Regions from separate parts of the Homo sapiens genome. Here regions 1 and 3 are each linked to region 2. Evidence: chromatin contacts called from ENCODE Hi-C or POLR2A ChIA-PET data. All regions are on one chromosome and are shown on one strand. Each heading gives the region's core, a stretch centred on a gene start or an enhancer-like site at or near the end of the contact. The rest is flanking DNA. Distances are from core to core; before and after follow the strand shown. Region 1 overlaps STAT4 (signal transducer and activator of transcription 4). Region 2 has its middle 66 kb from the start of NABP1. Region 3 overlaps CAVIN2-AS1 (CAVIN2 and TMEFF2 antisense RNA 1).

Region 1 (3,878 bases), core at 621-3,120, 500 kb before region 2:
TGAGGAACACTGAAGCCTAGGGAGGGGAAGGTCGCCCAGTTACAAATGGTAGATGTGGAAGCAGAACAATGACGCTCTGTCTTCAAGTCTAGAGCTCTTTGGACAAACTACAGAAGGAAAATTCAGGATAATTTCTTGAAAGCAATAATTATTCTGTGACTCAGAATTAAACATACAACGTTCAGTCCTATAATAGAGCAAATATATTAAGAAAAAGAATCTTTTAGCCCTGCACTGTACTACCAGTTCACTTTGCTCCCTAGCAGGAAGGGCATTCCCATAGCTCTCTGCTGTTCTTGCCCATCTGGGAATACTCACACGAGTAGGGCAAGTGGGCCCATCAGTTGTGCTGGTCTAAGCTCCCCATGTCTCATTGCTTTCCTGCCTCTGTGTCTTTGCCTACATGGTGTTGCCCACTTGTAACACCTGCTCACACCTTTGCTTATGAAGATCCTGCCCATACAATTACAGCCAGTGCTGGCAGACATTACTGGTGCCACTCATTCATTTGTTCCACAAATTTGTACTGAACAGCAATTATTGCCAGGCACTGATCTCACTGCTGTGAGTAATCACACCGAACAAGCATTATCTCTCCTATTTTTTCCTTCTTTGCATCTGAACTTGTCTCTTAGTACCTATATTACAGTTGTTCCTTTGATCTTGAGAGCTCCAACAGGGTTATAGTTCAGAGCTTGGGACACAGGAGAAAGCACTTTTTCAAATTTATTGGATTGAAGAGAAGGAAAAGTGCTGAATTTGACAGAATGAAACAGCATTGGATATAAATATGCTCAGAAACTTATACAAGGTAGTCAAACTTGAAGAAGGCTGAATTGGTTTAAGAGATTCAAGGAAACTTTTGGCTTCACAGGGAGATGTAAGAAGGCAATTAGGTACCATTAGGGCCAAATTTGTCTTTTGTCATCATGCGGAAGAAAGATTAAAAAGGTTAAAGATGAAATTTAGAGAGTGTTCCGAGTTGGAGTTTCATCAAAAGGAGCAGGGAAATAGGATAGAGAAAAAATAATTACGGAAACCAGTATAAAGAAAATCTGTGAAAATTCCTTATTTTTTAAAAGTACACTTTTTGTACAGGGAGTACTCCCAAGAGTAGCAGAGAACATTACAGAAATGTTACAGAAATAGAGAAAGTGATTTATATAAAGAACATGTTTTCATATGTATCATTTTTGATATGCCTCTCCCTTCTGCTCAACCACCACAGACAGGAGGTTCCCCTAGAGTTTATGGCTGATCAAATCTGATGTTTAAAATACATTGTTTCTGAAGAAAACTGTGGTCTGATCTAAGATGTGATATACAGGAAGCTGCTGTTATAATTTAATCTGGGCCATAATTGTTTTACAACTTAGGTAACTTTTTAGACTTAGTGTATCTACCTGAATTGTGGTAGAGACAGGAATAATTTTCAGTGAACGTAATGAAAAGCTCAATCCTTAAGTGTTATAGTATTCAATACTCAACTGCTAAAATAATTTTAAAGTTGGCCAAGGCATAAAATTTATAGCCTGAAGTCTTGCCAAAATCACGGTAATGAGACCATAAATCAATAGAATGTCCCTAAAAATAAATTTTGCTGGTTATTTGTTGCATACATATTATTATTAAGGTTCCTTGCATATCTAAAATATTATTTTCCTTATGCATATGGTATATAATAAATGGATACTGTGGTACATTTTGTGTGCAGTATAGAATAGTGGTGAAAGCAAAAGAAGAAACGATATATTTAAAAATAAGCATTTCAGTATCGTTTTTCTTACTGTTCTATTCTCACCTCCTCCGTTAAGTTTAACAGGAAGTCACAACTCTCAGTTGCATAACTTGTGTTTTCCATTCTCTGCATATTTTTCAGCTGAGCACTTATTAGAAATATGAAGTCACTTCAAGTGACAACACCATCATGACACCTCCTATCAAAAGTGACGTCACTTTTGTCTATAATCAAAGCACTGGGGCTCTCCTACCAAATCATTTCACTTGCCATAGGGCTACTGCTGTAGATCATGCTTCTTTACGGGCTGCAGAGCTGGGGGCTGCCTTTGGAGTGGAGAGACAGCAATTACAAACGTTGAAGAGGATGGAGTTCTGCTTTCAGTTCAGCTCAGCAGCCACATAATGTATTGTTGAAGCAGTGGGAAGGTATGTTCCTACCCTCGCAGGCAAAATTTCACAGACTTTTATGTGTTGTCATTATTGCCATTGTTATTTTTTTGTTTCCAGAACTGATGTACTGAATCGCATATTAGTTTATGTGATAAAAAAGGTAAATTTGTTTTTTCCCTCTATATTTGGTATTTTGATTTTTTTTACAACAAGTATGAAAGTGTGTTACTTTTATAAACAGAAAAAAGTATCTGTTTTTCAATTCTACCAACACTTATGGAGGGTCTGCTATATGCCACACACTGTGCTGAGTATTGGGAATCCAAAGTTGAAAGAGATAATTCCACCTCCAGGTCATTTCATCAAAAACCCATTCACCAAGAACCCATTTGTCAAGGTGATTCCTGGTCCTTTGTTCTCAAAAACTCACAAGCTAAAAGAAAACACAGACATGTAAGCAGTCATGAGATGTCTGCTTCATTGGTGATGAACAAAGCTATTGTTCAAGGCTCAGAGAGGAAAATAATTCTTTGGAGGTTAGGAATGGATCCAATGAAATAAAGCAACCTTGGTGTCTCACCCTAGGAGACATAGCTTCATAAGAGGGTTGTGGGTTGGATTCCATCACCCACTTGTCCTTCTGTCTGGTTCATTTGTGCAAGACATAACCTGTCAACCACGCTTCAATGCCTTGGAGAACTCTACTGTTTTGAAAACATCTGCTTTGGTCTTGATGCTATCTTATCAGATTCTGCAAAAGCTGACCAGCCATTTCCGTTGTGTCTCATCAGGTCCTTAGTCACCTATGACAATTGGACCGAATGCTCCTCCCACAAGCAAAATCACCATAGCTTGTTTCCAATGAGAATCTTAGGTTACATTAAGTATCTGGGTGATTCAGCTGGTACCTGACCTCAGTCCTCAGAAATACTGACTTTCTGTCAATGCATAGACAGTGAAGAATAAATTTTGTATTTTCCTGTATATGTTATGCCAGGATTATATTCATCAATAAACTTCAATTTGGGAGGTGGAGAAGAGTCCAAAAATGTACTCTTATTCTAAATACTAGGTCCTCTTTCTGACTATTCAAGTAGGGCTACTTACAGAAGGCCAGATACAACTATATCTATTCTACATTACTGCTTACTTCCTGCAGGAGTAAGGTATTAGTCATATGGTACGTTTGGTTGAAATGAACATTATGACCACAGAAAAAACTTAGAATGTGTTGGATTGTCAGAAAAACTTCATTTGCTTGAATTGTGCTCTGATCATTACATGTAATGCTTTGGTAAGGGCCGTGATGGACAAAGTCAATGGTACTCTTCCATTCCCAATGTGAAGCTAAGATCACATATGTACCCTTTGTTCACTGATGCTGACAAGAGGGAATTGGTTTGATAATACAGTGCTTTTACACCTATGATACGACACCACCTTCTCTGCAGAATCATATCACCTGTACATTTCATCCTAAATTAATGCCCTTGTCAGCTGGTCTTGTGGCTGTGCAATTACTTTGCAAGCTAAAATTTAGATAAAGAAGAATCAGCCTAGTTATAATAAAATAGCCCAAGGAAAGTTGAGAAATGCTAATTCAAGTTAGAAAGAAATACCCGAGTAGCCTAGAAAATAATCTTCTAATAAAATCAGTGTAGATTTACAATAAGTTAAAAGGAATAACCTTATAGATTTAGAATTTTTTTAAAAGCATATTGCATGAAATTTAGACAAAGGTGGCATGC
Region 2 (3,841 bases), core at 9-2,508:
GCAGAGTCAGTTTGTGCAGTGGATCTGATTTCCTAAATTAGGGAATTGTTCCTTGGTAGGGCGTAGGCTGGCTAGGGACAAAGCAGTTATGGGGAGTGGAACAACAGGGGTGTATATTAGTAGCTTTTGAGCAGAGAACAAAAAAATGGGCCTACATTTCAAAAGAAGCCTAGTAAGAAAGAATCTGCTCATAATAAAGTTGGTCAAGTAGAGGCTCACGAGAAAAGGCTATACCATCTCTTCAGAGACAGTGGGAGTATAGGTTGACCTATAAGTGAGAGGATCTGTAGCATCTGTTCCCAGGAAGTGGGGACAAGGATTGAGGACTGCCAGTGAAAATTAGACCTTGTAAAAGTGAAAATTAGACCTTGTAAAACAGACAAAATGCAATTCCTACTTGCATCTCTTCCATGATTGCTGCATAAATGAGCAACTTGTGCAATCACTTTAACTGAAATGACTAATTATTTAACATATATCTTTGGCTAAATCCCATTCAGAGAACACAGAGAAATAATGGCTTATTTTTTATTACAAATTTTAAAATGTTTAAATTTTCAACCAATGGTTTTAGTATTATCTTAGATACTGCCTTAGAGTCTGCTTTTATAGCACTTCTCTTCCAAAAAACTTCCAGTATAATGCCAAGAACATTTATCCTTCATAATTCAAACTTGGAGTTATGCCAAAGCCTGTTATAAATTTTATTTTGATACTTGATTCTGAATATGTAACGTAGACCAACATATCCTTATTCATTTTCAACAAATGCCAAACTTTCAAAGCAGCGTTATACAGGTGACTTCTTTAACAAGACTTTAGGGTCCTCAGGCTATCTCAGGTGCACAAAATGGAAACTCCCTGAGGGCAGGGCCAAGCCTGTAGTGTTCAGTGGCTTCTCCTCAAGCTTAATAAGCCCTATACTGGCTCAATGGATAATACATGCTAATGGATTTCTTCTTATAGCTATATTTACTGAAAAAAAAAAGGTTAAGGGGAAGTAGAATAATACATTTTATTGGATGAAGGAACTTGAATGAAGTTCCCATTTAGTGAAATATGTGCTTAGCACATAAACTAAGTATATAGCTGTTTAAAAAGAGACAAAAGCCAAAAAGTCTGTAGCATGTTTTCTCTTTTCAGTATTCCCCAGTCTACAGTTTATTATTCCATTTTCTTAATGGTTTTTCTCTGCCCTCTATAATTACCCTGAAGGACCATCACTAAAGGGCGAATCTGGTACTTCTGCTTTCAGAAGTAGCCCTTGTTACCTCATGGAGATGAAATTCTCTGGCTTTCAGTTCCCATTTGGTAATAGCCCCATGCACATCCACTCTGACAGGCGATTGGTTGCTTTTGGCAGCAGAGTGAAGTGTGTGCACAGGGATGGCGGATGGAGGAAACTCTGCAGAAGAATTCAGGAGTGAGGACAGCCTGGACTGGTTGGGAAGGGGCAGCTAAGAGAACAGGTGCCATGGATGCTGTTCAACAAGAATGGCAACTCGAAGAGCTGTGGATAACCCACAGGGAGGCTGACTGGCATGTCCACCTTCCCTATTTTCTGAGGTAGCCATTGCCCTCCCATATATTCTTGGAATCCTTATCCACATTGCTTGCCCAACAAACATTCAGTAAAGACAAATGGGAAAACTTGAGAATAATCCAGAATAGCTTGGTACATGGAGAAAAGCAGTCATAGTATACAGCAATTACTCAGAGAGCTAAGAGTCTGAGGTCTTCAATTTTATTTCTGGATAACAATTTACTTTAATGTAGAAATATACTTGGCATCTTTACTTTAATCAGTCCCCTGTGAAGTGGGCATAATTTCATTAATGTATGCCATACAGATGCTATTGTGAGGATTAATTAATGCTTTTAAAATGTGGACTTCAAATTAAAATTATTTCACCTTGAACCAAATAAAAGACCCTTAAAATTAACAGACACGTATATCTATACATGTTAACTACTAAGGAATTTCCTTTCTTTTTTCTCTGTTAGAACTGAAAAACCCCAAACAATAGGATGTGTTTAACTCCACCATGTAACTGTAGTTACTAATGGCAGAAACAATGCTCACATAAGTGCTGGAAGACTTAGCAATTCCTTGAAGAATCTGATTCATAAGGGAAAAGTGCTCTTCAGCTATTTTAAGCACTTAGGTGCATGTTCTCTGAGTGAGTCTACTGTCATAGCAACTGATTTACCGCAGAAAAGCAGGGAAATGTCTTAAGTCAGAGGTGCTTTTCCTTACCCTTTATTTGGGAATCTTTTCCTTGACTTTTAGAATTAAACTTTGTGACTCAGACAACTATCATGAAAAATTTCATTCAATGAATAACAATTCTGTGGCAGTTAAAAAATTTCTAAAGTGCCAGGTTTAATAGATGTTCAGATGTTACGGTTTAGCACCTAAGGTCCTGAAAGCATGCCAGAATACCAGATAGTGTGACATTCATGTGACAGTGAATGAGAAAATGAACCTGTGGGTTTGTATAAATATATACAGAAAATTCAGATTGAGAGAATCCAGACCAGTCTGAAATTTAAGGTTCATCTGGATTACCCTAGTTTTTTTTTTTTTGAGACGGAGTCTCGCTCTGTCCCCCAGGCTGGAGTGCAATGGTGCTATCTCAGCTCACTGCAACCTCCACCTCCCGGGTTCAGGCAATTCTCCTGCCTCAGCCTCCTGAGTAGCTGGGATGACGGGCACCCGCCACCACACCTGGCTAATTTTTTGTATTTTTAGTAGAGACGGGGTTTCACCGTGTTATCTAGGATGGGATCACCCTAATTTTAATCACCTTATGGTTAATTTGATCCCACACAGAATTACAAACTACATATTCCAAAAAAGTCAATCAAATAACCAATAGCCTGAAAAAAGGTATCCCACATTTAGAAACTGTCTGAGGGGAAAAAAATTAATCCTTTGGGGTAGATGTTTTAGTGGCTCCCCATCAATAAACAATGAAACAATTGGTGAGGCAGGAGATACTGTGTAATGACTTTTGTGTGATGATAAATTTCTAAAAGGGGTTTCATTTCCTCTATAACACTTGAATTTATTTTATACACAAAGGTTTTGTATAAAACGGCCATAGACATTCACCAAATCAAAGTGTTAAACTTGGGCAAACATATTAACTTTTAAAAAAAGAGAAGCATAAGGAAAGAAAATACATACCTGAAATCACTTATCCAAAACCCTCAGGGTCCAGAAGTGTTTTGTAATGTAAGGCTTTTTGAATCTTGGAGTGATAATGAGATAAATTATATCAAATCATACATAAGATACCCTGTGGGGTGTGGGGCAGCACCCTGTAATGAAACAAATTGATATTGCTTCAGTGAAATGTGTGAACATTCACAATGATTGTGATCAATGGAGATTAAAAATAGCCTCAAGTCAGTTGAGGACAAGTTTTGTTGCCAAATGAGTTTACGTCAGGTCAGGTTTTGATGCCAAATGAGTTATGAAAAGTCTTTCATTTATCAAATCTCTTTGGACTTCCAAATAGGTAGAAAAGGGATTGTCAACCTATACTGCCTCATGCAATGGCTAACATACTTTTCCCTCTGCTCATTGAATGCAGCTGAAAATATGCACTGTTCAAAAAAGGAAATAGATGAATTAAGAAGTGTCGGAGCTACAAGAAGTTAGCAAAGAAAAACAGAAATATTTGGGAACATCTGCCTTTCAACAGAATATTTTTACTGTTTCTAGTAAAAACAATAAGCTGAATGGATGGAAAAACTGACCTGAGATATAGTGTGATGGTGCATTGTTGGCACAAATATGGGCAATTAGGAAAAAACTTCACACAATAGTGGAACA
Region 3 (3,482 bases), core at 16-2,515, 320 kb after region 2:
ATCTAATTTTAAAAATGTTTTATTTCCAAAACCCTTTCCTAGGGGTGCCCAGCATTGTGTTTCTCCTTAACTACAGAAGCAAAGTAAGCTGATTTTAGGAAAAATTGTTTCTAGTTCTTTCTAAACATTGGTTTAGACTTTTAGTAATTGATAAGATCTCATATCTTACACATATATGTCTATATCACTGTTCTCTAAGGTTAATCCTTTAACAATGGCACATGTTAAAGATCATACACCAGTTTTCTTTCTACTTAGGCAGTGTTGGAAGTGTTGATGTTGTAGTTGTTTGTATTTTATTTTCCCTGTAAGCTCAGACAGTTCACTACTGAAGTGAGTTTCATATCACCTACAAACTTGAAACCCACTGTGTGTGTGTGTGTGTGTGTGTGTGTAAAATGTTGGTGTGAAACTTTGTCAAAATGTTTCGAAAGTCTAAATAAATAGCACTCAGTGGTTTCCCTTTGGACATATGCTTATTTCTATATTCCCTTCTTGATTAATTTTTAGCTTTATTATGGAGGTTTTCAAACACACAAAAGTGGAGAGAAAAGGTTATAAACTACTGTGTACCCATCTTAGCAACATGTTGCTTTCTTTTTTGTTGTTGTTATATCTATCCTTTTCCCTCAGTTCTTTTTTCTAGGAATATTTTAAGGTGAATCCTGAATACCATATAATTTCATCCATACATACATCTATCTGATAACAGAAAAGTACTCTTTAAGAAATTCAACAGAATTTCCATAACTTCTTAGTATCTGGTCCAAGTCATCTAAATTGTCTCTCAAAGGTTATTAGCCAAGACTCCTCAATATATAAACCGTAACTCTCATGGATATTGCATCTGTAACTTTTATGGAGATGCCATTATCATATCAAGATTAGAAATCAGATTGAGAGCCTTTTGTTTCCAGAATCTCCTCTGGAGTCCTTCTTATGGGTGTGAGTCACACTGGCAAGCTGCCATTCTTCTCACATAGTAGTGGTTATTAACAACAGGTCACACATTTTGGCCACCGGTTCCATATTTTACCCTTGAGTTCCTTTAGCAGTCTTGGGTGAATGCCATCTGGGCCTGGTGATTTATTTACATTTCGTTTGCCACTTGGGTCTGGGAAAGTCCTGTTTTCCACTGTTTGTTCCAATTCCTCTGACCTGACGGCTTTAAAGCAAGATGCAAGTGAGACTCTTTTCTAAAGTCTTCTTCAGTAAAGACTGAAGCAAACAATTCATCGATCCTTCCTGCTATCACCTTTTCATCCCTGAATGGCCTTTGCATTTTCTAGCTGGCTTCCTGACTTTGTTATACTTAAAGGGGTTTGCATTTTTGCTTTGGACTCCCCTGTGAGGTGCTCTATTGATTTCTTCATGGACCATTTGTTTTTAGTTTGCTTCTGACCTGCTCTACATTCCTTTTCTTTGAGAGTAGCAAGTTTTACATTTAAAAATATTTGTATGGCCTTTTCGTGTTACCAACTTGGCATTTGAGGCTCTTGTTGAAGAGCTCTCTGTTCTGATTGTAGCTCACATTTCTCCTGGTCTCCCAATGAGGTGTTTTAATGTGGTCTCTATGGGGTACTTGTTTATTTTGAAAACGTTTCCTACCCATATGTGTACTTTTCTCTTCCTTTCCCTTTCACGAATTGCAAAATCACAAGATGGAAATGGAACTTGAGGCTTTCCCTGTCCCACTTGAATGTCTGGCTCATAAGTGTAATTGCTGTTAATGAGTGGTTCTCCCACAAGCTACTTCTGGCTTTATTTCACAATCCACTCCTGAGAATCATAGGATCCATGTCTAGTTTTGGGAGGTGCTATCCAACTTCCTTCTGTAGCCACAGACCAGCCTTGTGGGCAGTTGTTAAGGCTAGCGTTTCCATACTTGCATTTAACTGACTGGACAAGGGGGAGAAGTGAGTGGTAACTTGTTCAAAATTTAGGAAGAGCCAACTCGAGATTCATCATTTTATCATTTGGTTTATTACTTACAACATGGATAATATGCCACAGATAATTAAGGTTTGATCTTACATGTTGGTTAGATGATATAGAGCATCAGAGTCTAAGAGAAATGTATTGTGCATTACATGCCCAACTTAAAATTTTCTGGTTACCATATTCTGAAAAGTAAAAAGCAACAGGTGAAATTTTCAATGATATATTTTATTTAACCCCAGTAGTTAAAATGTAATGATCTTAACATGTAATCAATATATACATTATTAATACGATTTTTATATGTTTTATACTAAATCTTTGAAATCCAGTGTGTACTTTCTATTTACAGCACATTTCAATTAGAACCAGCCATATGTCAAGTACTTAGTAGCCACATTTGAAAGTGTCTATCATATTGGACAGTGTAGCCTTTGAGAGGGTTATATAGGGTCCTCCTCAGAAAACAGTCTTTTATTCATGAATTCTACAGAAATCATTCAGAATTCACACACACACACACACACACACACCCACACACCATTTTACTTACATCTGTGATAGCCCATCAGAGTAACAAACTCTGAAGGAGGCATTTTACCTGACAAGAACAAAGTTGATGAATATATTTAACTGTATTACTCTAATGTACTTGGTATATCTCCTCTAATTAAAATAAGATTATCTTACAACTTATGAAATGAAGATCTGGCATAATAGACTTAGAATATGATGAAAATGTTTTCATTAACTGCAAAGATACCCTGCAAGGCACGGCATTTTATCTCAAGTCCCCGATAACATTAATATACCCTTTTAATCTCTGAAGCATTTAAGACTTAATAGGAACTCCTTAAAGAATGACAGAATTGTAAGACTTTACAAGGTTGCTTTAATTGGAAAGTCCTTACAGCCCTCCATGATTTTGAACAAGTATAAAATAAAATTCTTCATTGGTGGAATGTACGAGTATAGTCTTGTTTACTCTGCGCAAAACTCAAAAGCCAGACGTGGGGGTGGGTGTAAAAGAAAGGAAAGTAGGGGTTAATGGTGTTTTCCGGTGATTGTCCTTAGCTTCAGTTATAGCATGTGACTTGGCTGCTCTTCCTGCTAGGGGCTGTGTGTACATAAGTTGGGAACTCAGTGCATGTGGTTTGGGAATTTTATCATCACTCTACAAAGCAATTTTTGAGAAAACTGCAGTTACTAGATCTCTACCTTCTTTCACATCATTTTTTTGCATGTGTGTATTTATTTGTTGCTTTTCTCTAATAGATGAGCTATGTACACAGATAGTAAATATTATTTTGTTATCTGCATTACTGCAGATCCCATTTGCCATTCAAATTACAGAATGCAATATTGGGGATTCCATTGAGTGCTTTATCCCATTACCCACACTTGATGTTGAATAGATAGATATAGCAATATTCTACTGAGGATTGGGACAACTGGAGTTTATTTCTCCCCTTTCCAATTGGTAATACCGGCCAGGCACAGTGGCTCCTGCCTGTAATCCCAGCACTTGGGAGGCTGAGGTAGGC

What was found. A loop is a pair of places that touch in the nucleus more often than their neighbours do. ChIA-PET counts read pairs that join two places held with the same protein, here RNA polymerase II (POLR2A). Pooled maps may share reads with other maps.
Region 1: a loop to region 2 is called in a pooled map, with 3 times the contacts of the local background. The contact joins two enhancer-like sites. A Hi-C loop is called at or near these places in 2 of 37 single-sample maps with no recorded cell type and 8 of 50 pooled maps. POLR2A ChIA-PET finds 5 or more read pairs at or near these places in 2 of 52 experiments (activated CD4-positive, alpha-beta T cell and activated T-cell).
Region 3: a map with no recorded cell type shows a loop between it and region 2 (1.9-fold over the local background). The contact joins two enhancer-like sites. A Hi-C loop is called at or near these places in 2 of 37 single-sample maps with no recorded cell type and 4 of 50 pooled maps.

Annotation. Positions count from the first base shown.
Region 1 is chr2:191,112,706-191,116,583 of GRCh38, forward strand. The region is part of intron 3 of STAT4 (signal transducer and activator of transcription 4); the gene reads right to left. Among named protein-coding and RNA genes, the nearest start is that of STAT4, 36 kb to the right of the region's middle. Within about 2 kb of position 1,871, at least 5 of the 41 ENCODE cell types and tissues checked have a DNase peak (open chromatin) inside an H3K27ac peak, as active enhancers do.
Region 2 is chr2:191,610,518-191,614,358 of GRCh38, forward strand. No RefSeq gene overlaps it. Among named protein-coding and RNA genes, the nearest start is that of NABP1, 66 kb to the right of the region's middle. Within about 2 kb of position 1,259, at least 3 of the 41 ENCODE cell types and tissues checked have a DNase peak (open chromatin) inside an H3K27ac peak, as active enhancers do.
Region 3 is chr2:191,926,491-191,929,972 of GRCh38, forward strand. The region is part of intron 1 of CAVIN2-AS1 (CAVIN2 and TMEFF2 antisense RNA 1); the gene reads left to right. Among named protein-coding and RNA genes, the nearest start is that of CAVIN2, 81 kb to the left of the region's middle. Within about 2 kb of position 1,266, at least 5 of the 41 ENCODE cell types and tissues checked have a DNase peak (open chromatin) inside an H3K27ac peak, as active enhancers do.